Regions from separate parts of the Homo sapiens genome. Here all the other regions are linked to region 3. A link is an interaction called in ENCODE POLR2A ChIA-PET data of the cell type or tissue named here. Cell type or tissue: HepG2. All regions are shown on one strand. Links, peaks and the distances in the headings refer to the core of each region. The heading gives the core; the rest is flanking DNA.

Evidence for each region. ChIA-PET counts read pairs that join two places held together with the same protein. Peaks named below come from ENCODE experiments on the same cell type or tissue, not always from the same donor. Only the 100,000 strongest peaks of a DNase experiment are listed, where the experiment ranks them.
Region 1: POLR2A ChIA-PET joins it to region 3 with 7 read pairs; 2 of 35 experiments call an interaction of 5 or more read pairs at or near these places.
Region 2: POLR2A ChIA-PET joins it to region 3 with 8 read pairs; 4 of 35 experiments call an interaction of 5 or more read pairs at or near these places.

Annotation. Positions count from the first base shown.
Region 1 is chr16:48,406,057-48,413,845 of GRCh38, reverse strand. No RefSeq gene overlaps it. Among named protein-coding and RNA genes, the nearest start is that of SIAH1, 25 kb to the right of the region's middle. In HepG2, for the core only: no CTCF peak of the experiment used is centred there; a DNase peak (open chromatin) is centred at 3,705; H3K4me3 peaks cover 339 bases; H3K27me3 peaks cover 339 bases.
Region 2 is chr16:48,172,442-48,180,230 of GRCh38, reverse strand. It overlaps ABCC11 (ATP binding cassette subfamily C member 11), which reads left to right. Exons shown (of 30, transcript NM_001370497.1): 24 at 1,545-1,634; 25 at 3,118-3,307; 26 at 4,814-4,973. Among named protein-coding and RNA genes, the nearest start is that of ABCC12, 20 kb to the right of the region's middle. In HepG2, for the core only: no CTCF peak of the experiment used is centred there; a DNase peak (open chromatin) is centred at 3,470.
Region 3 is chr16:48,231,647-48,239,435 of GRCh38, reverse strand. ABCC11 (ATP binding cassette subfamily C member 11) reads left to right here. Exons shown (of 30, transcript NM_001370497.1): 2 at 7,497-7,613. The coding sequence starts at 7,515. Among named protein-coding and RNA genes, the nearest start is that of LONP2, 8.8 kb to the left of the region's middle. In HepG2, for the core only: a CTCF peak has its summit at 3,535; DNase peaks (open chromatin) are centred at 2,935 and 3,625; H3K4me3 peaks cover 1,212 bases.

The DNA.
Region 1 (7,789 bases), core at 1,458-6,457, 170 kb before region 3:
CTACTAAAAATACAAAAATTAGCTGGGCGTGGTGGTGCATGCCTATAATCCCAGCTACTGGGGAGTCTGAGGCAGGAGAATTGCTTGAACCTGGGAAGCAGAGGTTGCAGTGAGCTGAGATCACGCCACTGCACTCCAGCTTGGGCAACAGAGTGAGACTGTCTCAACTGAAAAAAAAAAAAAAAAGAACAAACCTTGATGGGAGGTGTGGGGGCAGGCGAGTGGGGTTTAGGAGGGACTCCTGGTTTCTGTTTTGTTGTTCTTTGTTTTTTGGAGTGTGTGTGTGTGTTTACATTTCCACATGATTTGAATTTTTACAATGTGTATACATTGCTTTTGCAAACAGAAAATTTTAAATATATAAACAGTACTTGAAAAACTGCCAGGTGCAACCAGCCTACCCAGGGCCGATTCTGTGTCCTACATGTAGAAGAGGGCCCAGCCCTTTAGATAAAAGGTGTGGCCAGGCACAGTGTCCCACATCTATAATCCCAGTACTTTGGAGGCTGAGGAAGGAGGATTACTGGAGCCCAGGAGTTAAATGACCAGCATGGGCAACATAGGGACCCCATCTCTAGGAAACAAAAATTTTTTAATTGGCCGGGTGCAGTGGCTCTTGCCTGTAATCCCAGCACTTTGGGAGACTGAAGCAGGCAGACCACTTGAAGGCAGGAGTTTGAGACCAGCCTGGCCAACATGGTAAAACCCTGCCTCTACTAAAAATGCAAAAATTAGCTGGACATACTGGTGCATGGCTGTAATCCCAGCTACTGGGGGGCTGAGGCAGAAGAATCACTTGAACCCAGGAGGCGGAGGTTGCAGTGAGCGGAGATCGCGCCACTGCACTCTAGCCTGGCCATGATAGCGCCTCAGCACTCCAGCCTGGGTGACAGAGCAAGACCTTGTATAAAAAAAAAAAAAAGATAAGAAGTGATATGCATCCAGAGAGCTCAAATGTGATTCAGGGGCACATCCAGGTTAAAACCCATGCTTAGGCAAAAGGGAACCACAAAGGATTTTGGGGGGTTTTGGTTTTGTTTTCTATCTAAAAGGAAAACGCAGGACACAGAGTTTTGAGGTGGATAATACAGTGTCTGGTCCTGGGCAAGCATGAGTGTTCCTAAATTGTTCTCTAGGCTTGCCCCAGGCATATTTTAAGTTTCCTGTAAGCATTCCAGGCTTAACGATGGATTTTTCCTAATTCATCCTGAGCACACCCTCCACCCTTCTCCCCAGTCTTTATATCTGTCTTAGTTTGGGCTATTATGGCTAAGTACCTTAGACTGGGTGGCTTATAAACAGCAGCAATATATTTCTCACAGTTCTGGGGGCTAGAAGTCTGAGATCAGGGTCCAAGCATGTAGGATTCTGGTGAAGTCCTTCATCCAGGTTGCAGACTGCCGACTTCTCATCGTGTCCTCACAAGGTGGGAAGAGGGCTGAAGGGAGCTCTCTGGAGTCTCTTTTATGACACTAATCTCATTCGTGGGGGGATCCACCCTCACGACCTAATTACCTCTCAAAGGCCCCACCTCCTATTACCATCATATTGGGAATTTTGGGGGGTGGATGCAAACATGCAGTCCATTGCACCATCATCACAAATGGCATCTACCTAGTGCCCAAGCAAGACACTTCAGTGTTTTTTTTTTTGTTTTTTTGGTTTTTTGATTTGTTTTTGAGACGGAGCCTTGCTCTGTCACCCAGGCTGAAGTGCAGTGGCATGATCTCAGCTCACTGCAACTTCTGCCTTCTGGGTTCAAGTAGTTCTCCTGCCTCAGCCTCCCAAAAAGGTGGGGTTACAGGCATGCGCCAACGTGCCCAGCTAATTTTTGTATTTTTAATAGAGATGGGGTTTCGCCATGTTGGCCAGGCTGGTCTCAAACTCCTGACCTCAAGCAATCCACCCAACTCGGCCTCCCAAAGTGCTAGGATTACAGGTGTAAGCCACTGCACCTGGCCCACTTAAGTATTTTAATTTTTCCTTTTTGCTCACCTCCTATATGCAATCCATAGCTAGTCCTATGGATTTTATCCCCACAATGTACCTCTAGGTTACCTTCTTCTGTCTACACCCAAGCTACAACCAAAGCCCAGATCATCCCTCACCTGGTCACTGCTACAGGCTGTCTGGTCTCCCTGACGCTGATGGTGCCCCTCTCCAACCCCTTGTGGATTTAGCATCCAGAATGCTCTTGCCCAGACACAAACCTGCTTGTCTGCTTACACTCTTGAATGGCTCCCCACCCATAAGATAAAACAGGAGCTCTGTAGCATGGTCTGCAGGACTGTCCCTGAACTCACCTCTTATTATTCCCCATATGCATCCACGGGCACTCTCCACAGGGATTCGTATCGGCACTGTCACGCTTCCACATCTGCATGTGCTTGTACTTCTGGGATCTGATTTTCATCTCCCTTTTTGTCCCCTCACCTCTCAGAATTTTTGTTGTTGTTGTTTTTACACAGAGTCTCACTCTGTTGCCCAGGCTGGAGTACAGTGGTGCAATCTTGGCTCACTGCAGCCTCTGCCTCCCGAGTTCAACCTCCCTGTAGCTGGGATTACAGGTGTGCACTACCATGCCCAGCTAATTTTTGTACTCTTAGTAAAGGTGGGGTTTCTTATAAATAATAATAAGAAGGCCGGGTGTGGTGGCGCATGCCTATAATCCAGCACTTTGGGAGGCTGAGGCTGGTGGGTCACTTGAAGTCAGGATTTCAAGACCAGCCTGGCTAACATGGTGAAACCCCATCTCTACTAAAAATACAAAAATTAGCCAGGTGTAGTGGTGCATGCCTGTAGTCCCAGCTACTTGGTAAGCTGAGGCATAAGAATCGGTTCAACCCAGGAGGCAGAGGTTGCAGTGAGCCAAGATCGTGCCACTGCACTCCAGCATGGGTGGCAGAGGGAGACTTCTGTCTCAAAAAAAAAAAAAAAAAAAAAGAAGAGTGTAGGGCTCGAAAACTAGTAATGCTAATTAACTAACTCTGAGAACATCACATCTACCACCCATCTTTCTCTAACCATCTAATTTTGTTAGCCATAAATACATTTTTGAGCTGCTTATTCCTGAATCCAACTCTTGCATAAATTGTTGTGAACAAATACATGCATTGCTCAGTTCTATTGAACCACATGTGAAGACGGTGGGGAAGGCTGGTGGTCCCAGACTGTTTTGGTGCTCTATTCGGGGGTAGATAATTTCCTGAACTGGGCCTAATTGCTTTGGCTGCCAAGTAACAATTTGTTTTTAGTGGAAAACTTGGCCGAGGCAAGGCTTGTGCAATTGTGCCCTCGCCCTTACCTAAGGAATTCTGTGCACAGAGGCTGTCCTGTAGCTTCTGAGGTAGTCATGTGTGTAGACACACACCTGTAATTAGTGTTCAGGAGGTGCAGAGGGAGGTCACAAAATCCTTGTGTGAGTGCCAAGGAAGGGGCAGGACTAGAGAAGGGAGGCTCCTGGCCTGCACTGGGAGCTCAAGGGCAGAGCCCACTTCCTGGATGTCACCCACGCTTGAGCTCTGAAAGACCCCAAGGAAGCCACCTCGCTGATGAGGAAGGGCGGATGAGAGGAACGCTGAGGGGGTAGAATGCATGTGGCTTCTGGCAGCCTCTCTCTGAGGATTGCTCAAGTGTGTATGCCATGAACCTTGGCCTGCTTCTGATTTGTTGCTGCATATTGGATAGTTAGTATGTGCAGCAGCCTGGGTGACTCATGAAAGTGACTGATAAGCCCTCTCTCTCTTTGCAGTAAGGGCAGATTCTAGCATTTGAGTCCACTTTGGGAAGGGTGGTGTGTGAGGTCAACGTAGAATATTCCAGGCTGGCCAGGCATGGTTGGCCCATGCCTATAATCCCAGCATTTAGGGAGGCCGAGGCGGTTGGATGGCTTGAGCTCAGAAGCGTGTCTGTAGTCCCAGCTACTTGGGAGGCTGAGGTGGGAGGATCGCTTGAGCCCGGGAGGAGAAGATTGCAGTGAGCTAAGATCAAGCCACTGTACTCCAGCCTGGGCAACAGAAGGAAATTCTGTCTAAAAAAAAAAAAAAAAAAAGATATTCCAGGTCGTCTTGAAGTTCTCTCTTGACAAAGTTCTCTTAAGTTCCATCTAACAAACAGTTTTGTCTATTTGTTTTTATTAAAAGGAGGAAGAAAACAAAGAGAAAAGAAAGCTCTTACTTTTCCCTCCTAGGATTATAAGAAACATTACCCAATTTTAAAGGACTTCAAATTCAAATGTTGAAAGTCAGATGTTAAATAAGGTTTGTAGGCTGGGCTTGGTGGCTCACGCCTATAATCTCAGCACTTTGGGAGACCAAGGTGGGCAGATCCCTGAGGTCAGGAGTTTGAGACCAGCCTGGCCAACATGGTGAAACTCTATCTCTACTAAAAATACAAAAATTAGCCAGACATGGTGGCACACACCTGAAGTCTCAGCTACTCAGGAGGCTGAGGCAGGAGAATCACTTGAACCCGGGAGGTGGAGGTTGCAGTGAGCCAAGATCACACCACTGCACTCCAGCCTGGGTGACAGAGTAAGACTCTGTCTCAAAAAAATAAAATAAAAAATAAATAAGGGTTTGTAGAGATATCCTATAAACATAGAAGTTTCTCCAGCTCTAACATTTTAAAATTCTATGAATCTCAGATTTGTGTCACTCCAATATGTCCAGTAAAGTAGAAGGAAATATGACTTTGAAATTCACTAAAATGAAAAGATGGAAGCTGTATCTTTGCTGAATCCATGTCCTGAAATAGCTTTATAGGACAGGTAAAGCATTTCTGTTCATCTCTCCAGTAAATACTCGCATCTTGCAGCTGCCTCTCCGCGACCAGGGAAAGGAGAGCAGGCTTCCCAAGGAGGAGTGAAGTGGAGTCATTTCACAGGCACCCAGCCTCCCCTCACCCTGTTCTCTTTCTTCCTCTACAGTTGCCTTTCCCTGCAGTGGGACTGGCAGCCATCCAACACTTCTGCATTCTTCCAGTTGTCTCCCTTGTGTGGCCTTCCTTAGCTGCTTAGCACCATGACTCCACAAACCCACAAACACACAGCAGCCATCAGTTTAGTCCACATTTCTTAGGCATTAAAGACCCAATCTGGGCCGGGCGTGGTGGCTCATGCCTGTAATCCCAGCACTTTGGAAGGCCGAGGTGAGCGGATCACCTTAGGCTAGGACTTCGAGACCAGCCTGGTCAATATGGTGAAACCCCATCTGTACTAAAAATGAAAAAATTATCCAGGCATGGTGGCACATGTCTGTAATCCCAGCTACTCAGGAGGCTGAGGCAGGTGAATTGTTTGAACCTGGGAAGCCAAGGTTGCAGTGAGCCAAGATGGTGCCATTGCTCTCCAGCCTGGGTGACAGAGCAAGACTCTGTCTCAAAAAAAAAGACCCAATCTGACTCCAGTTGATGTGTCCAGATTTACCTCCCCAAAACAATCCCCTTATCCAGCCTCCATTTCCCTGTGCCCCTCCAGCATGCATGCCCCCTCTCCTCCCCTCTCCACACTCCCTTTCTCCTCCCATCTCCTGCATCCAACTGAAGCACTGCCTTCTCTTTCTGATGTGCCCCTACACCGAGTCTCAATTTTTCCATGCATGCTTTTTTTTTTTGAGACAGGATCTCACAGTGGTGTTATCACAGCTCACTGCAGCCTCAACCTCCTGGGCTCAGATGATCCTCCCACCTCAGCCTCCCAAGTAGCTGGGACTCTAGGTGTGCACCACCAAGTCCAGCTAATTTTTTTTTTTTTTTTTTTTTTTGGAGAGACAGTGGTCTCACTATGTTGCTCAGGCTGGTCTTGAACTCTTAAACTCAAACCATTCTCCAGCCTCAGCCTCCTAAACTGCTGGGATTACAGAGGTGAGCCACTGTGCCTAGCCTTACTTCTGCATTTATTCAAATGATCGTGTTCTAGTCACCTCCCTGGTGAGATGGTAGATTCCTTGAGGGTAGGGATGAAAGCTCATGCATTTTTCTATTCTCCACTGAACTTAGTACAGGAAGCAAAACAATATATTTTTTAATGGGTGAATGAATTTGTAAAAACTTTTTATTTGGTCCAATTACTGATTTTCCCCCTCTCACAAAACAAACTATTTTTTTGTAACACAGGAGGAAGAGGAGGGACTAATATCTGAAATGTTTACCTGGCCCTGAAATTTTCTCTCCTTTTATTTGATATGAGAACTTATCTTTGTCTTTATAATAAATTATATCTTATTTTTAGTATTAAAAAATCTTCTCAGCTGGGCTCTGTGACTCATGCCTGTAATCCCAGCACTTGGGAGGCTGAGGCGGGCAGATCACCTGAAGTCAGGAGTTTAAGACCAGCCTGGCCAACATGGTGAAACCCCGTCTCTACAAAAATACAAAAATTAGCTGGGCATGATGGCAGATACCTGTAATCCCAGCTACTGAGGAGGCTGAGGCAGGAGAATCACTTGAACCTGGGAGGCAGAGGTTGCAGTGAGCCGAGATGGTGCCATTGCACTCCAGTCTTGGTGACACAGTAAGACTCCGTCTCAAAAATAAAATAAAAATAAAAATAAAACCTTCTCATTATAGGCCAGGCGTGGTGCTGACACCTGTAATCCCAGCACTCTGGGGGACTGAGGTGGGTGGATGGCTTGAGCCCAGGAGTTCTAGACCAGCCTGGGCAACATAGTGAGACCCCCATCTGTATAAAAAATTTAAAAATTAGCTGGGTGTGGTGGTGCATGCCTGTTGTCCTAGTTACTTGGGATGCTGAGGAGGGAAGATCGCTTGAGTCCAGGAGTTTGAGACTACAGTGAGCTAAGATCACAGCACTGCACTGCAGCCTTAGCAACAGACCAAGACCCTGTCTCAAGTAAATAAATAACTTTTTATTATAAAGTCATACAACAAGTTATTTAATAAATTATAACAATACACAAGCGTGTTGTGTGGGAACAAAATTCCCCCACCCCAGGTTGCTCTTTCAGGATTATGAAAGAGAAACTCCATGATGCTGCCCAGAGCCATGGATTAGGGGGGATATCGGTCTAGATGAGCGTACAAAACGTACTACCCACTATGAGTGCATATGGCAAGACCTTTACTTCCCAGATGGAAGTTCCCTGAGCCTAAGGAATCCATCTGACTTGTGCAGCTTCTGAGCTCGCTGGATCTGTTCTATTCTCTGTGCAGTGGGGCTGACCATGGTGACTATCTCATAGGGTGGTAATGATACTGCAGGAGCATGGGAGTTGCTCAGCACAGCATCTGGCCCAAAGCAAGGGTTCAACCCATGTTTGCAGTCAAAATACAGCATGGCCCAGAGAACAACGTTGCTTGGACACCTGTAATCCCAGCACTTTGGGAGGCCGAGGCAGGTGGATCACCTGAAGTCAGGAGTTCAAGACCAGCCTGGCCAACATGGTGAAACCCCATCTCTACTAAAAATACAAAAATTAGCCAGGTGTGATGGCTCATGCCTATAGTCACAGCAACTCCGGAGGCTGACGCAGGAGAACCACTTGAACCCAGGAGGCAGAGGTTACAGTGAGTTGAGATCACACCACTGCACTCCAGCCTGGGCGAGATAGCGAGAAAAAAGAAAAAAAAGGTTGGAGAGCAGAGACTGAAGGCTGAGGGGAGTGCAGCATGGCTTCAACTGTCCTTCCTAGCATGTTTGACAGAGTCAGTGACTTGTAATTGAAAGTGGTAAAGAAATAAAGGAGATAGGGAGGCTGAGTGGTGGAAAGAAATGAACTTCGGACCCAGACAGACCTCAGTGTGAAGGCCAACTACATGACTGCCTATTTGT
Region 2 (7,789 bases), core at 1,506-6,505, 59 kb after region 3:
ATCTGATGCCTTCTCATCCTTCAACGGCCAGAATGGCATCATGAGCCCACACCTAAACCAAGCTCTGGCAAGAGGAGTAGAATTAATGTGGTTGGTTTGGATTAACCAAGCTTCCCTGAAGCATAAGACCACCAGACACCTGAACATGATGCTGGCAAGGCAGCCCGCAGGGTGTGATACACTGAGGGATGGGAGGAAAAGTGGTCTTCCAACCCGCCCCTGGCCTCTTTTTCAGACTAAGCACCATTTCATCATGGTGCCCACCTTCTCTGACTTACAGAGGGCTTCCCCTCCTTCCTACACCCTTTTGTTTCAGCCATAGCCAAATGGCTTGTGGGTGCCTGGATGTATTCTGAGAATTTGCTGCTTTCAGGGCTTACATAGGCTGTTCTGTTTGGAACACACTTCTCCACCCATCTTTAGTCCACTGCATCTTACTTCACCTTAAAAATGTCACTCTAGGACTGACTCTTCTTGGAATCCTTCCCTGTGCCCTCATCCAGGGCCCCTCCTGTGCATCCCAGTGGCACTCCAGGGCTTCTCCATTGTGGAGTGCGCCCCTCTGCACTTTATTCTTTGTTGCCTTGTCTGCCTTTCCATCCAGCTGGGATCTCCTCGAGGGCAGGCCTACATCTGCTGCACTTTGGGACATGGAGCCTGGTCCAGCACCTGGCACAGAGCCATCCACCAGAGTTTGTTGAATGAATGTATGATTAATGTGTTACCCAGCACCCCCTGCACGTCCTGTTTGCCCATTTCTTGGGCCAGGGTAATGGAGGTTATAGACCGGGGCCCCAAGCCCAGCTCTGCCTCCAGCTTCTAGACGTTTCTGTGGATGTAATTTCTTCTTTTGGCGCCTCAGTTTCCTTATCTTTGGTGCCCCCAATTCCCAAGAGTCCCTAACTCCTCTAGCCTGGGTTTCCCTGAAGGCAGGACCTGAGAAAGGAACTTGGGTGCAGGCAGCTTATTTGGGAAGTGCTCCCAGGAACCAGGATTGAGGGAGCAGAAAAGTGAGATGAGGAAGGAGGAAGTCATCATGGGAGTGTGACACTGGGGTCCCTGTTCTATGTCACTAGGGCTCAACTGTCCTGGGATCTCCTGAGAAGCATATGGGGTATTTCCAGGACCATGCCCTCAAAGGCTGGGAGATGGGAGCATTTATCTCTGCTAGCTCTTGTTCCCCATCAGTCAAAGTTCATTCTCAGTAACCTTAAGTCTCCTGGGTTTCTGGGATGTCCTCATGCACAGGCTAGGTGGTTGCTGTGATGTGGGCAGAGGTCTTGAGCAGAAAGACATACAGAGGGCACTCGAGGTGGAACAGTGTCTGGGGAGGTTCTCCCCCAGAATTGCCCATCGCAGCTGCAGCTAAACTCAGAAGTGGGCTGAGGAGGCACCAGGGGCCTCTGCTCCATTCTTGCTAGGAAAATTATCTTAGTTTCAGGGGTCACTCAGGGGCAATGGCAATCAGTGGTTATCAGGAGCGTTGAAGAGCCTGAGCACACCCCAGCAGCCTCTTGACCCCCGATACTTCTCCTTCCTTCTAGCTGGCGTCCAGCTTCCAGGCCACTGCCCGGATTGGCTTGGAGACAGAGGCACAGTTCACGGCTGTAGAGAGGATACTGCAGTACATGAAGGTGGGGTTCAGGTCTGGGTCTGGTGTGGGGAGCCATGCAAGTTGGGGCATGACTTCTGTGACCTCTACAAGCCCCACTGGCCTCAGAGCCCTGAGACCATCCCAGGAAACACCAGGCTCCTGGCCTTTCCTCCCTGTCTTCCCCAGACTTTTGTTGACCATCTCGCTGAAGCTCTTCCATACCTGTCTGCTCACTTTGACCACATCCCTCACAGCATTCCTAGGGGGAAGAGGAGATCATCTTCTCCTCTTGGAAATGAGAGGTTTGCCCAGTGCAATAATAATGATGACAACAATCTTTGTTCCTATTATTGCTTCCATTTATGTCATGGTGGTTAAGAGCACAGATTCTGTAGCCAGATTTCCTGGGTTCAAGTCTAAGCTTTACCATTTGAATCATTGGAATAACCTGGGCAACTTATTCAAACTCTCTTTTCCCCATCTCTGAAATGAGAAAGACAATAGCGTCCCTTTGCCAGATTATCACAAAGTTGAAATGATATAACATGTAAAGCACATAGCACACTGCCTGACCCATAGTGAGGCTCCATCATGTTCTTTATTATTGTGATTGAGACCTTTCTGTGGGCCAGGCATGGTGCTAAGCCCTTTATCTAGACTATCTCATGGGATCATGGAACAATTTTATTAGGTTGATTGAATGATTATCCACATTTTTCAGACAAGGAAACCGAGGTTGGGCCAGGCAGAACTTTTGCTTAAGATCACACAGGCTGGGGCTGGCAGAGCCCTCTACAAACCAGGTCTCCTGCCCCCTTGCATGAGTGGAATTTATGAATTGTAGGGCTCTGATTTCCTGCCCAGGGATGCTGCTGTGACACGGCACCAGCATGGGGAGTTGTGGCTTGCAGCCAGGTGGTCAGATCCAACTTCTTCTCCAGCGTTCTTTCCTCTCAACACACACAACTGCACTTGATGCAGAGTGGGCTCGGCGTTAGGCAGATCTGGGTTTGAGTTCCAACCTGAAACTGTGTGATCTTAAGTAAGTTGTGGAACTTACGTTAAGTAAGTTGTTGATCTTAAGTTGTTGGATCCTCTATCTCCTCACCTGGGAAATGCCTCCAAAAAGGCCTGTCTCATAGGATGAGGATAGAGAGAGATTAAGTCTGCACAAGGGCTCTGAGCTATGAACCCCCCCGAAGGGGGGAGTCTCTGCTGCCTTTACTGTCATTACCTTGGATTCTATTTCTTTAAAGTCACACAGTAAATCAGGAACATTGCTCTATGTTAATAACAAGGGAATTAGCTATGCAGGTTTCTCACTCTTCTGGGGAAAATTTTGTATGTTTTAGGCGATGGGGGCACGGGCGATGTTCCTCTGATTACACAGCAGGGGGCTTGACCTTGGCGCAAGGCAGGCTGGGGTGGGTCACACCCCCTACAGCGGGAGGCTGGCAGGCCCGCAGGGGATGGGCCGAGATAGATGATAACTATTGATTTCTTTTTCTTTCTTCAAAAACAAGATGTGTGTCTCGGAAGCTCCTTTACACATGGAAGGCACAAGTTGTCCCCAGGGGTGGCCACAGCATGGGGAAATCATATTTCAGGATTATCACATGAAATACAGAGACAACACACCCACCGTGCTTCACGGCATCAACCTGACCATCCGCGGCCACGAAGTGGTGGGCATCGTGGGAAGGACGGGCTCTGGTGAGCTGAGCTTCCTGGGCGAGCGTCCCCAGCTCCTCCTTTGCCCTTTGGGCACTAGACCTATTTAGGGGCATGTGTTTGCTCAGTCATCCCCCAAATATGTATTAGGTCCTCATGCTGTGCTGGGCCCTGTGCTAGACAAACACTGGTGAGCGAAACCCAAGGTCCCTGTGATCATGGGATTCCAGTGGAGGAGACGGATGTTAAATAGACCAGCAAATAAAGACGGAAATGTGACAGCTGCAGGCTGTGGTGGCTGCCACAGGGTGGTATGCAGAATAATGGGGCTAGTGGTACTGGGCCTTGGATACCTGGGTTCTGAGCCCAGTGCTTAAGCTGAGGGGTATAGGGTCCGGGCAGGAGCACTTTTGGAGGGGCATTGCAGGGCACTGCCAGGATGAAGAGCAGGCTAGGAGTTAAATCCAGACTCCCCTTTTCCTCCCTCCCCACCCCCTTCCTGGACTGCTCTCACCAGCCTCTGTCTCCTCCTCTTTCCTCTCCCAGTTTCCTTTCTCCTCCTCAGTTTCTCTCCCTGTCTTCCTCTCCTGTCACTTCTGGGAGATCTGGCCCAAGTCCCCCTCCCTCTGCCTCTTTGCATTGTTCAAAAACTACTGTTAAGACTTGGTTCTTGTCCCCAGTCCCCCACTCCTGGGCACCCCAGAGCTGCCTCCTCCAGGCAGCCCCATGGATAATGAGGGCCTGCCTGGTCTGTCTCCTCAGCACTCCTGCACTGCAGGGTGAAGAGCTTCCACATATGTTCTTTTGGGTGTTCTTCTCTTGCTATTTTCCACCTGCCGATTGGTGGAAACCCTGAGAGGGCTGGGGTCTGGCAGAGAAAAGCTCTCAGTAGATTCTGACCCTACTGCCTATATTCATTCAGTAGGTTTTTACTGAGCACCTACTATGTGCCTGGGAACCGAAAGGTAAGGAAGACACACAGCTTCTACCCTTATAGAGCTTAACTATGAGAACAGGGTTGAAACCTCCAATGCTTTGGAGCCTGGCAGGTGCCATGGGTGGGTGTGATATATGGGGGCGGGGGAGGGCGGGTGGTGACTGGAGAATGCCACTGTGTCTCAACCAAGTGGCTGCGCTCAGCTCCAGCCGAGCTGTTGCCTGGGGGGGATATGGGTCCAGTGTTGCCAATTCTACTAAATTTCAAGAGAAACATGCAATTTGAACTTTTATATCTAGGATTTTTAAAAATGCTGGCAAGGAATTAAAAAATAATCCTAACATTGTGTATATGAAACAAAACATGTCTGCGGGCTGGCTTTGATCCAGGGGCCCCACGTGTGCCCTCTGATCTAGGCTGTAACAAGCTGCTCATGGCATTAGGTATCACCTGGAGCAGGGACGCCAGCCCTCTCCTACCCCTTCAGGGCTCACAGTGATGAAGAATGGGCCACGGAGGGCAGCGGGTCAGGTGTGATCGCCAGGTGCGATCTGTGCTTCCGCTAGTGCAGATGCAGGAAACTGAGGCCCCGCTTGTTTCTTGCCCCACAGGGAAGTCCTCCTTGGGCATGGCTCTCTTCCGCCTGGTGGAGCCCATGGCAGGCCGGATTCTCATTGACGGCGTGGACATTTGCAGCATCGGCCTGGAGGACTTGCGGTCCAAGCTCTCAGTGATCCCTCAAGATCCAGTGCTGCTCTCAGGAACCATCAGGTGAGTGCCGGGCCAGCAGGCAGCCTGCAGGAGGTGGGTCACAGGACCAGGATTCCAGCACCGGGCTGCCTATAGTGAGCTGGTGACCAATGCCCCGATTTCCAGGCCTCCTTGGCCTGCTGGGCCACTCATGCCTACCTGGCTTACCTCACTGAAGTACTGTTGAGGATTAAATGAGGCCTCAATATATATAAGAGCACTTTGTAAACCGTAATGTTATACGCAAAAACAAAACATATTTTTATTTTTTAGAAACTGGATGGCATGGTGGTGCACAGCCGTAGTCCGAGCTATTTGGGAGGCTGAGGCAGGAGGATCACTTGAGCCCAGGAGCTCAGGGCTGTAGTACACTATGACTGTGCCTGTGAATAGCCACTGTGCTCCAACCTGGGCAACACAACAAGACCCTGACTCTTATTAAAAAACAAACAAACAAACAAGCAAACAAACAAAAAACAGAAACAAAACCCTGATGGGATTGGTCAGATTTCACTACACCATTAAGCATTTGCACTCAGGCTACCATATTCTTTCTTGTCCAGATGTAGCTTATTCTCTCTGTGCACTGGGCAAAGCCCCTGGGGACGTTTTTAGGAAGTGCTTCTTCAATGGTACACATTCTGGACAGGAGTGATGTGAGAAAAATCCAGGCAGCCCAGTCAGTGAAGCAGACAGAACCAGATCTTCCAGCCTCTTCACTACACTTTCTGTGTCCTCAGAAGTCAACTCAGGGACAAAGCTTTATCCAGATTAGGCTCCTACTGACAATGCACTTTATCTGGGAGGAAACATCAAGGCATGGGGACTGAGGAAGATGGATGCACTAAAAAGCAGGCTAGGTCCCCCCATGTTTTGTGATATTTAAGGAGAATTCTTAGAGCCAGGAGGATAAACTGAACCCCAGAGCTTCATTCATTCATTCCTTCATTCATCCTCCCACTCATTTAACTTGCCTTTTCTGAGCTTCTGCCTGGTCTGGACACTGTGCTAGGGACTGGAGCCAGTTTAATGAATGTACATTTTCCCTGCTCCCCCAGCAGGAGCTCACAGTGTGGGTGGGGAAGATGGTTTTGTACAGGGGTAAGACCCAATAAATCACAGTATGAAGGGGTAATTGTTAGATCAGAGATATGTACAAAATGCTAAGGGAGCTACGACTGGGATGAGTCACTGCCTGAGTGAATCCAGAAAGGCTTCCCAGAGGAGGGGACATTTGATCAGGGTCTTGAAAGCTGAGTAGGAGCTTGCCAGGCAGAAATAGGAGACAAACTCTTTTCAAGGAGAAGGAACAATATGTGCACAGACACAGGGTTTCAAAATGACTGGGTCATGAGGTGGGGCATGGTAGTTCATGCCTGTAATCCCAGCACTTTGGGAGGCCAAGGCAGGGAGATCACTTGAGGCCAGGAGTTTGAGACCAGCCTGGCCAACATGACAAAACCCTGTCTCTGCTAAAAATACAAAAATTAGCCAGATGTGGTGGTGCATGTCTGTAATCCCAGCTACTCGGGAGGCTGAGGCACGTGAATCGCATGAGCCCGGGAGGTGGAGGTTGCAGTGAGCCGAGATCGTGCTACTGCACTCCAGCCTGGGTGACTGAAGGAAACTCTGTCTCAAAACCTTCCCCGCCCCCACACAAAACAACAAAAAAATGGTTGTGTTAGGGGAATGATAAGACATTTAGTGATAGATTTCTATGTTACAGTAGAATGTGGCCAAATCTCCTGTGCGTTGATATGAAGAGTAGTAAAAATATGAACTAACATTTATTGAGCATTTATATGTGCCAACTGAATGCTTTAGTATACTGCCTAATTTAACTCTCCCAGCAACACTGTGAGGCCCCTTCATTATCCCCATTTTACAGATGAAGGCACGGAACTTAGAGAGGAAGGGGACTTGTTTAAAGACACACAAAGAAATGGCGAACATGAGATATAACCCTAGGTGTTCTAAACCCATAATTTGTGATATTTCCCCCCACCTCTTTCTGTAGAAAGAAATGTGGACTTGAAATCCTACCTTAGAACTTAAGGCTCTACCCTTAAGCATCTCTCTGAATGTCTTGATGCCAGCCTGGCTCTCATACTGGCTTGTGGCGTGACCTTGAACAAGCCATTTAAAACTGATAAGAAAGGAGTATACCCATCTCATGGAGGAGAAAATGTCAAATAACCCATCTATGAAAGTGCTTTGGAGATATCAAATGTCATGCAAATAAGACCTGCCTCTTCTTTAGTACACATTAGCCCTACACACAAGATATGCGTGGCTGGCACAACTGGGGAAGGATAAAGCAAGGTTGACAGGTTTCACTCAGGGCTACATGGCTGCATAGCAGGGAAGTGTCTATAGTGCTGCCTGTTCCAGATGCAAGTGTAAAGCTTGCTGGGTGTAAAGTCCAGATAGATTCCCTCTCTCATGTCAGTTACCTGGATGTTAGGATTCTTTTCACTGCAAGAAACAGAAAGTCCAGCCCCCCAACAATGAGCTACCACTTCACACCTACTAGAATGGCTATAACAATAATAAAAGGTAAATAGCAAGTATTATTAACAAGGATGTGAAAAAATTGAAACTCTCATGCATTGCCAGTGGGGATGTAAAATTGTGCAGAGACCATGGAAAACAATTTGGCAATTCCTCAAAAAGGTAAACAAAAATTAGCTGGGCATGGTGGTCTGTGCTTGCAATTCCAGCTACTCAGGAGACTGAGGTGGGAGGCTTGCTTGAGCCCAAGAGGTCAACGCTGTAGTGAGCTGTGTTTGCACCACTGCACTCCAGCCTCGTAGACAGAGTGAGACCCTGTCTCAAAA
Region 3 (7,789 bases), core at 1,470-6,469:
CATCTGCCACCACACCTGGCTAATTTTTTGTATTTTTGGTAGAGACGGGGTTTCACTGTGTTAGCCAGGATGGTCTTGATCTCCTGACCTCGTGATCCGCCCGCCTCAGCCTCCCAAAGTCCTGGGATTACAGGCGTGAGCCACCTCGCCCAGCCCTTCTAGAGTTTTTATAGTTTTGGGTTTTACATTTAATCCATCTTGAGTTAATTTTTGTATAAGGTGTAAGGAAGGGGTCCAGTTTCAATTTTCTGCATATGGCTAACCAGTTCTCCCAGCACTATTTATTAAATTGGGAATCCTTTCCCCATTGCTTGTTTTTGTCAAGTTTGTTGAAGATCAGGTGGTTGTAGGTGTAATTTTACATTTATTATTTAGAATTCTACTATAAGAAAGAGCTGTTCCATCTCCCCCATTTATTTACTTACTCAATTACTTTTTAATGTTAGTATGGTCTTACAGATATTTAGTTTTTATGGTTTTTTTTTTTTTTTTTTTTTTTTTAGACAGAGTCTCCTCTGTCGCCCAGGCTGGAGTGTAGTGGCGAGATCTCGGCTCACTGCAAGCTCTGCCTCCCAGGTTCATGCCATTCTTCTGCCTCAGCCTCCCAAGTAGCTGGGACTACAGGTTCCCACCACCAAGCCTGGCTAATTTTTTGTATTTTTAGTAGAGACGGGGTTTCACCGTGTTAGCCAGGATGGTCTCGATCTCCTGACCTTGTGATCCACCTGCCTTGGCCTCCCAAAGTGCTGGGATTACAGGCGTGAGCCACCGCGCCCGGCCTAGTTTTTATGGATTCTAATCCGATAATATTATCTTTTTTTTGTTTTTTTTTGCTTGAATTGTTTTGGATTTGACCATTTCTGCATGTTGAGATTTGACTTGGGTTTGGCCTTAGGTTGCAGGTGGAACATTTTCTCCAATGTGAAGTCCAGCAGTGCTTTCAGAATTCCAGAAGGAGTTGAAAGTCCATTCATATCAAGAGTTATTTGTTAAGCGACTTCTCAGTGCCAGGCCCTGAGCTAATTGCAGAAGGGTAGACAGGTCCCAAAACAAGGTCCTACTCTCAAGCATCTCTCAGCCAGGGGAACAGACCCATAGACATCTGAGTATGAGGTAGGGCAGACAGAACTGTGTGTTTATATGTGTGCAACAGATAAGGGAAAGAGAAATCAGGTTACTAGGTGCTGTGGGAGAGACACAAATATAGAAACTTAGAAGCTCCTGCCTAAAGCTCTTTGTCTGACAGGATCCCACCTTCTTTCATTCATTCACTGAACATCATTTTCACATTGCTTAATATTCATTTCAATAACCATTCACTAAAAATATTTTTTGAACACCTATGATGTGCTGGACACTATTCTAGGTAATGGGGAATACATCAGGGAATCAGACAGACAAGATTTCTGCTTTCATGAAGCTGACATTCTAGTGGGAAAAACAAACAATAAGCAAGGAAAGAAATAAGGAAAATATTTCTGGATAGTAATAAGCCTTTTAGATGGTCAGGGAAGGTCTCTGAAAAGACGACATTTGAACTGAGCCCTGCAGTATGAGAAAGCATAAATCAATGCAAAGATTAGGGGGTGGGGGCCAAGGGCACTGTTGTAGGCAGAAAAAGCAGCACTTGCAAAGACCCTGTGGCTAGAATGAATTTAGGGTGTTTGAGGAACCTGTTCCTGGAATGTCTGAGCTTGGGACCTAGTGATTTCAGTTGCAATAAGGTGGGCAGAGTCAGATTATAGAGGGCTCTGTAGGCTCTGGTAAGGAGTTTGGGTCTTACTCTAAACCTGACGGAAGCCATGGGAGAGATCAAGTTGAGGAATAACATTATCTAGCTTATATTTTCAAAAGTTAATTTTGACTGCTATGTGGAGAATGGAACGTAAGGATTTAAGATCAAAAGCAGGGAGGCCAGTCAGGAGGTGGTTGCAGTTGTCCAGGCAAGAAGTGATGACTTAGACTAGGAGCAGTTGCTGTCAAGCTATGTTTGATTGTAGCTTCAAGAGAATATGCTGATGGATTGGACATGAAGATTTAAGGAAAAACAGTTGAGAAGGATTATCCTAGGTTGGGGCCTAAGCCACCAGGGCCTGGAGAGAGGTTGAGCCAGTAGCTGAAGATCCTGGCTATAATGAGGGTCTCATTCACTTCTCTGGATATGTACAATGTGCCCTACCTTGTGACAGATTCTGAGGGTGGTACAGAGATAAAACATATGTGGCCCAGATTCCCAAGCGCTTACCTTTTCATCAAGGGTCTCTCCAAGGGTAAGAGGGGAGGGGCTGCATTCATTCAGGCTTCCAGAGTTTTAACAAAGAACTTCTAAAACCAGCTTACAAACTTTATGGTATATTTTTAAAACACTAATGTTTAATAATTTTAACCCACTTATGCCGGAGGTTGCAATTTTTTTGGATTTTTGCAATCAGACCTCGGTGATGACCTTGAGCAGTAGGATATAAATAACTTTCACATGCTTAGCATTCCCATAATGGAACACTAGGCATCAATGGCCTAATACATACATGTGCCCCAACAACCACAATAAACAATACTATATAAATGTTCTGTTCACATAATAATGGCTGGATTTAGTTTTTAAAACACAAATTAATGCTGCTCTATAGAAGATGTGGTGTGGTGTGGGAATAGGCCCAAGTTTAACCTGCCTGCTTGATGAAAACCCTCTTTCAATCCTGTCACTGTATCTCTGTGATGGGATGTGTCAGCCTACTTTGGAGAACACCAAGAATTTAAATGTGAAGTCTTTCGTGACTGTGTGGCTTTCCTAGCTCCTTTTTTGACAGACTCTGCATGTACTTCATTCATTGATCCATTGAATATTTGTTATGCATATACTATGTGCTGGGCACTCTTCTAGACCCAAGGACACATCTGTGAACATGACAGACAAGGTCCCTGGTTTCAAAGAGCTTACATTCAATGAGGTATGCAGAAAACAAATAAGCCAACAAGGAAAGAAATGGCAATTTCAGAATGTGATGAGTAAAGGAAGTAGATTAGGAAAATATGCAGAAGGTGGTATGGAGAGAGGGGATCTGGGAAGGTTACTCTGAGGAGGTGGCATTTGAGTAGAGTCCTGAATGTCAAGAATGAACCAGCTCTGCAAGGAGGTGGGAGGAGAATATTCTTGTCAGATATTAGGACTAATGCAAAGATCAAGGTGAGAGGATCATCCTAGCTTCTGAAATTGAGGAGAAGGCCAGGTACTGAGATGTGGGGATTCTTCAGGCAACAAGATGCCCTCCTGAAGCTACTGAAACTAACAGAAGGAAATAAACCTAAGAGCAGAGAAAGTTAAATAGCACAGGGCGAGGTACAGGAGGAGTAAGATCTAATCACTTAAACTTCTTTAGGGCCCAGCTGGCAGGTGCTTCTGGCTCCTTGCCCTGGACACTTCCTTAACCACTGATGTACCTTCTGATCTTGGACACTAGACCCTGCTGCATAAGAACATGGAAATAAATCAGCTCCTCCAGAAAGCCCATGATACAGGTTACCCCGCTCCAGTGGCTCCCCTCCTGTTCACAGTCTGTTTCACCATACGCAAACAACCCACGTCCAAACCAAATTTGTCATCCTGACCTTTGCCTCTGGGGATTGGGAAAACACAGGGCTGGAAGCATCTGCTGTTTCCTCTCTATTTTATTCCCAGTCATGTCCTGGTTTCCATCCTGACTACAATGATGGTCTTACACCAATTAGAGTGAATAAACTCCAGCTCCATTTTCTTCCGGAAAGAGAATTGGGAGTCCAGGGAATGCTTCCGGGACTGCCAAGGAAGGTTCTGGAGGGAATTCCCCTGGTCAGTCCAGGAAGTGGAGATGGGCCCCATGGAACTGGAAGGAGGCCCAAGCTAATGTGTGGCTGAGCTCGAGCTCGTTTGCTTGGGATGAGCGACTGATGTTCTGCAAACATAACTATTACAATGTTTGCATTTTCTTAATTTTCGTTGGGTTTCATTTTCCATGTCGTTAGTTTCCTGGATGAATCTTGAATAGGAAAGAGTCACACTATGTGCTGGGCACTCTTCTAGATCCAAAGACACATTTGTGAACAGGACAGACAAGGTCCCTGGTTTCAAAGAGCTTACATTCTAATGAGGTATGCAGAAAACAAATAAGCCAACAAGGAAAGAAATGGTAATTTCAGAATGTGATGAGTAACCCTCATTGCATCTCTTTGCATCTCTTTGCATCTCTAGTTGTGAAACCTTCGTTACCTCTCTTTGCAGGTGTATTTGAATAAACCAGGTTGGCAAATCATACTATAGCTGAAAGGTGAGAGAAAATCTAATTTCTTTACTTGGTCTTTATAAATCTGGTCTTCCTCATGATCCCCCACTTGCTGGTTAATGAGGGAAAAATAAATGTTTTGGCTTACCATTTTAAGACCTTGTTTGAGCCAATAATTTAAGTCATTTTATCAAATAATTCTCACTAAAGGCTCTGTCTAGGAGTTGTCACCTGGCAGAGAAAGAATCAGGAACCTGGGCACAGTGACCTCTGCTCCTAGGCTTTCCCAGGGGAGGTCTTTTGTCTACTTGCTCACTGCCTGTCCTGCTGTCTTTGCAAGCCAGCTGGATCTTGGCTTGCACAGTAATCCTTTTTTGGCTCACTCACCTGGGGATGTTCTCTGAGTTGCTAGGCCTCCCCTGTCCCACTTCTGTTGGCAGCATAACCCCCTCCAAGATCTCTCCATGACTCTCAGCTGTTTGCAACCTGGGTTGTCCACTATGACACTTCTGGGAAGCCCTTCACCCAGACTTTTAGCAACTTCTTGTTCCCATCTATACCACAGGGAAGCCAAGAAAGCTAACCACCAGGCACAGCCAGCCACAGCCCATAGAGCACTTAGAAGTGAATTGGAAAATGATGTGCCCGGCAAGACGAGGATTTAGGAAAAGGCAGCACTCTCGCAAGATGGATGCCACAGTGGTCGGCTAGTACCTGTTCATACTGCCTCATGACAATCATCGGTCAAATTTTCATGAACTTTGAGAGCATAGCTGCTAAACACAAACATTAATAAAAAAAAAATTATATAAACTTACAATTAAATAAATTACATCAAAAACAAAGATAATACTCAAAATGTATCATTTCCTACTTATTTTGCTACCTTTTGCTGTTATTTATACTTCTGAGGTTACTTACATCTATTATATCTCTATGGTAGAAACAGTATATGATGATGCCGTGCTGCGCATCTCTTCCCAGCTCTGCATTCAGTGGAGTTATGTTGGTATCACATCACGAAATCGGCCATGATGGGTGTGTTTACACCACAGAAATAGGCAAAGGCTACATATCAGGGCTGGATTTATCATTTTGTTGATTGTCTAGTCTTAAGAAAGAAATGTAGGAAATGTTAATAATGCAGATTAAATGTACAAGTGTGTGGTGCCTGTAGCCATTACATTGTGAGTAGTAAAATAAAATAAGGGAATATTCTTTCAGCATTTGAAAACTATTCAGCAAAGTTACTCAGGTCATTGGCAAATGAGTGAAGATTCAACCAACATATATCTCTGGTATTGCACTTTCCTCTTACTTGTTAACATAGAGCAAAATGTCAAGTAGCATTGGAACTATACTTAATCACCAATTGCAACCACAGGTTTGTTACAGATATAAACGTTTATGAGCACAGCACTGAGGCAGCCCTTTGCAAGGATATGAGACTTGCACTCTGAAATTTGCTGCCTCCACCCCTTGCTCTATTCCCTTTACTGGGGATCTTTGTGTGTGAATAAATCATACAGCAATATACCGTGGCCCCATCCACAGGGCCTCATTCTAGGGAATCATGCCAGTTTTAATTTAATGCAGCTATATTCTAGGCTGGTTCATGGCAGCCAGTCTTCCTCCCAGAGCTGTAAAGAGTGTGTGTCACTCTCTCTTATCTAATACACCTCCTTCTCTCTCTTTTCTCTTTTCTATCATCCCTGAAGTGTCCACATTCTACCACTACATGGCAAGTAAGCCTATGGCCTGGTGCCCTGGCTGGGAAGCCTATCTTATATGGTCTGTAGGAAAATTCCAGCAACTGACTCTACCAGATCTGGTTGTGATTTGGTAAAAGGAAGTGGGATGGGAAGGAGTGGGACAAAGAAATCTAGAGTAACTTCTCACAAAGTAATGGGTTAGCTTGCAGTCTATTTGCTTGAAGTACAATCCAATATTTGAATGTTTGTTTTGTTTTGTTTTTTGAGATGGGGTCTTGCTCTGTTGCCCAGGCTGGAGTACAGTGGCACAATCTCAGTTCATTGCAACTTCCACCTTCCAGGATCAAGTTATACTTCTGCCTCAGCCTCTTAAGTAGCTGAGACCACAAGCGTGCACCACTACGTCTAGCTAATTTTTTATATTTTTGGTAGAGACAGGGTTTCGCCATGTTGCCCAGGCTGGTCTCAAACTCCTGAGCTCAAGCAGTCCTCCCGCCTCAGCCTCCCAAAGTGCTAGAATTACAGGTGCATGCCATCATACCCAGCCTCAGTATTTGAATGGTAAAAGCTATATCTGAACACCAGGACCAACTACATAATTTGTGGGTAACAGTGCAAAATGAAAATGAAAATGAAAATGTGGGTCTTCTTGTTCAAATTTATTAAGAATTTCAGGATGGCAACAGAAAAGCATTCAACTGAGCCTGGGGCCCTTCTGAGTGTGGGGCCCTGGGGGGCACAGGCTGCACCCTCATGGCCCTGGCTCTGCTGCACACTTTCTCTTTCCATCTCTTCAGAATATTCCTAATTACTACCTTCTCTCCTGTCCCAGGCACATGAATATTCTGAGTCAAGCAGGGAGTGAGTCACATACTCAGAAAAACAAATATGAAAGTCATATTTTTTTTTTAAAAAAAGAACCCTGATTATTTAAGTCTCCTAACTTGTCCCCAGATTCCTTCTGGGGTCTGTGAAAACCAAGAGTGAAAGCAGGGAAAATGATGTTTCTTTCATTCACATATGTGTCCATTCATTCTTCATTTATTGAGCACCTGCTCTCCTCCCAGCACGTTCCAGGCCCAGGAAATTCAACAGCGAGGAAAGCAGACATGTCCCTGTGCTCATGAGGCTCTCTGTGTAGTGCATAAATGAAGTCTGAACAAATAATGATTCAAACAAATACACAGTTAAAGACTGGGATAAAGCAAGAAGACTGATTTTATGAGCAGGGGTTTGATACATCAAAGGAGATTGCCCAGGATCAAGGGTGCGGTGTTGGGGGTGGGTTGGGGAGGGTGGTTAGAGAAGGTTTCACTAAGTGATTTGGGCCTGAGGCCTGAGAAGATGTTTAAAAAGAGGGATCAAGCACAGGCTAAGGAGAGGAAAGAGCAGGCACCCAAACCTCTGCATGGCCCCAATATGCTCCCTGCAGGGTAGTGCCCCCTCTTCTGGCTGCTCAAGGCGAGATCTAAGCTTCTTCTAACTCCTGCTGTCTTTTCATATTCTCTGATTCTGGGAAACGAAGAATTGGCAGGAACTGAAAATGACTAGGAAGAGGACATACTGGGTGCCCAACTCTTCTGGTGGCCTCGTGAATCGTGGCATCGACATAGGCGATGACATGGTTTCAGGACTTATTTATGTAAGTAGATCTCTTAGCATCAGCACACCAGGAAACTGAGTTGGCAGAATATTCTCCACGGTCATAAATTACGTCAAACAATTTCTTCCCATACTTATTTACCCTTGAATTTTTTTTCTTTTCTCTTTTTGCTCTCTCTCTCTCTCTTTTTTTTTTTTTTTTGACTCAGGGTCTTG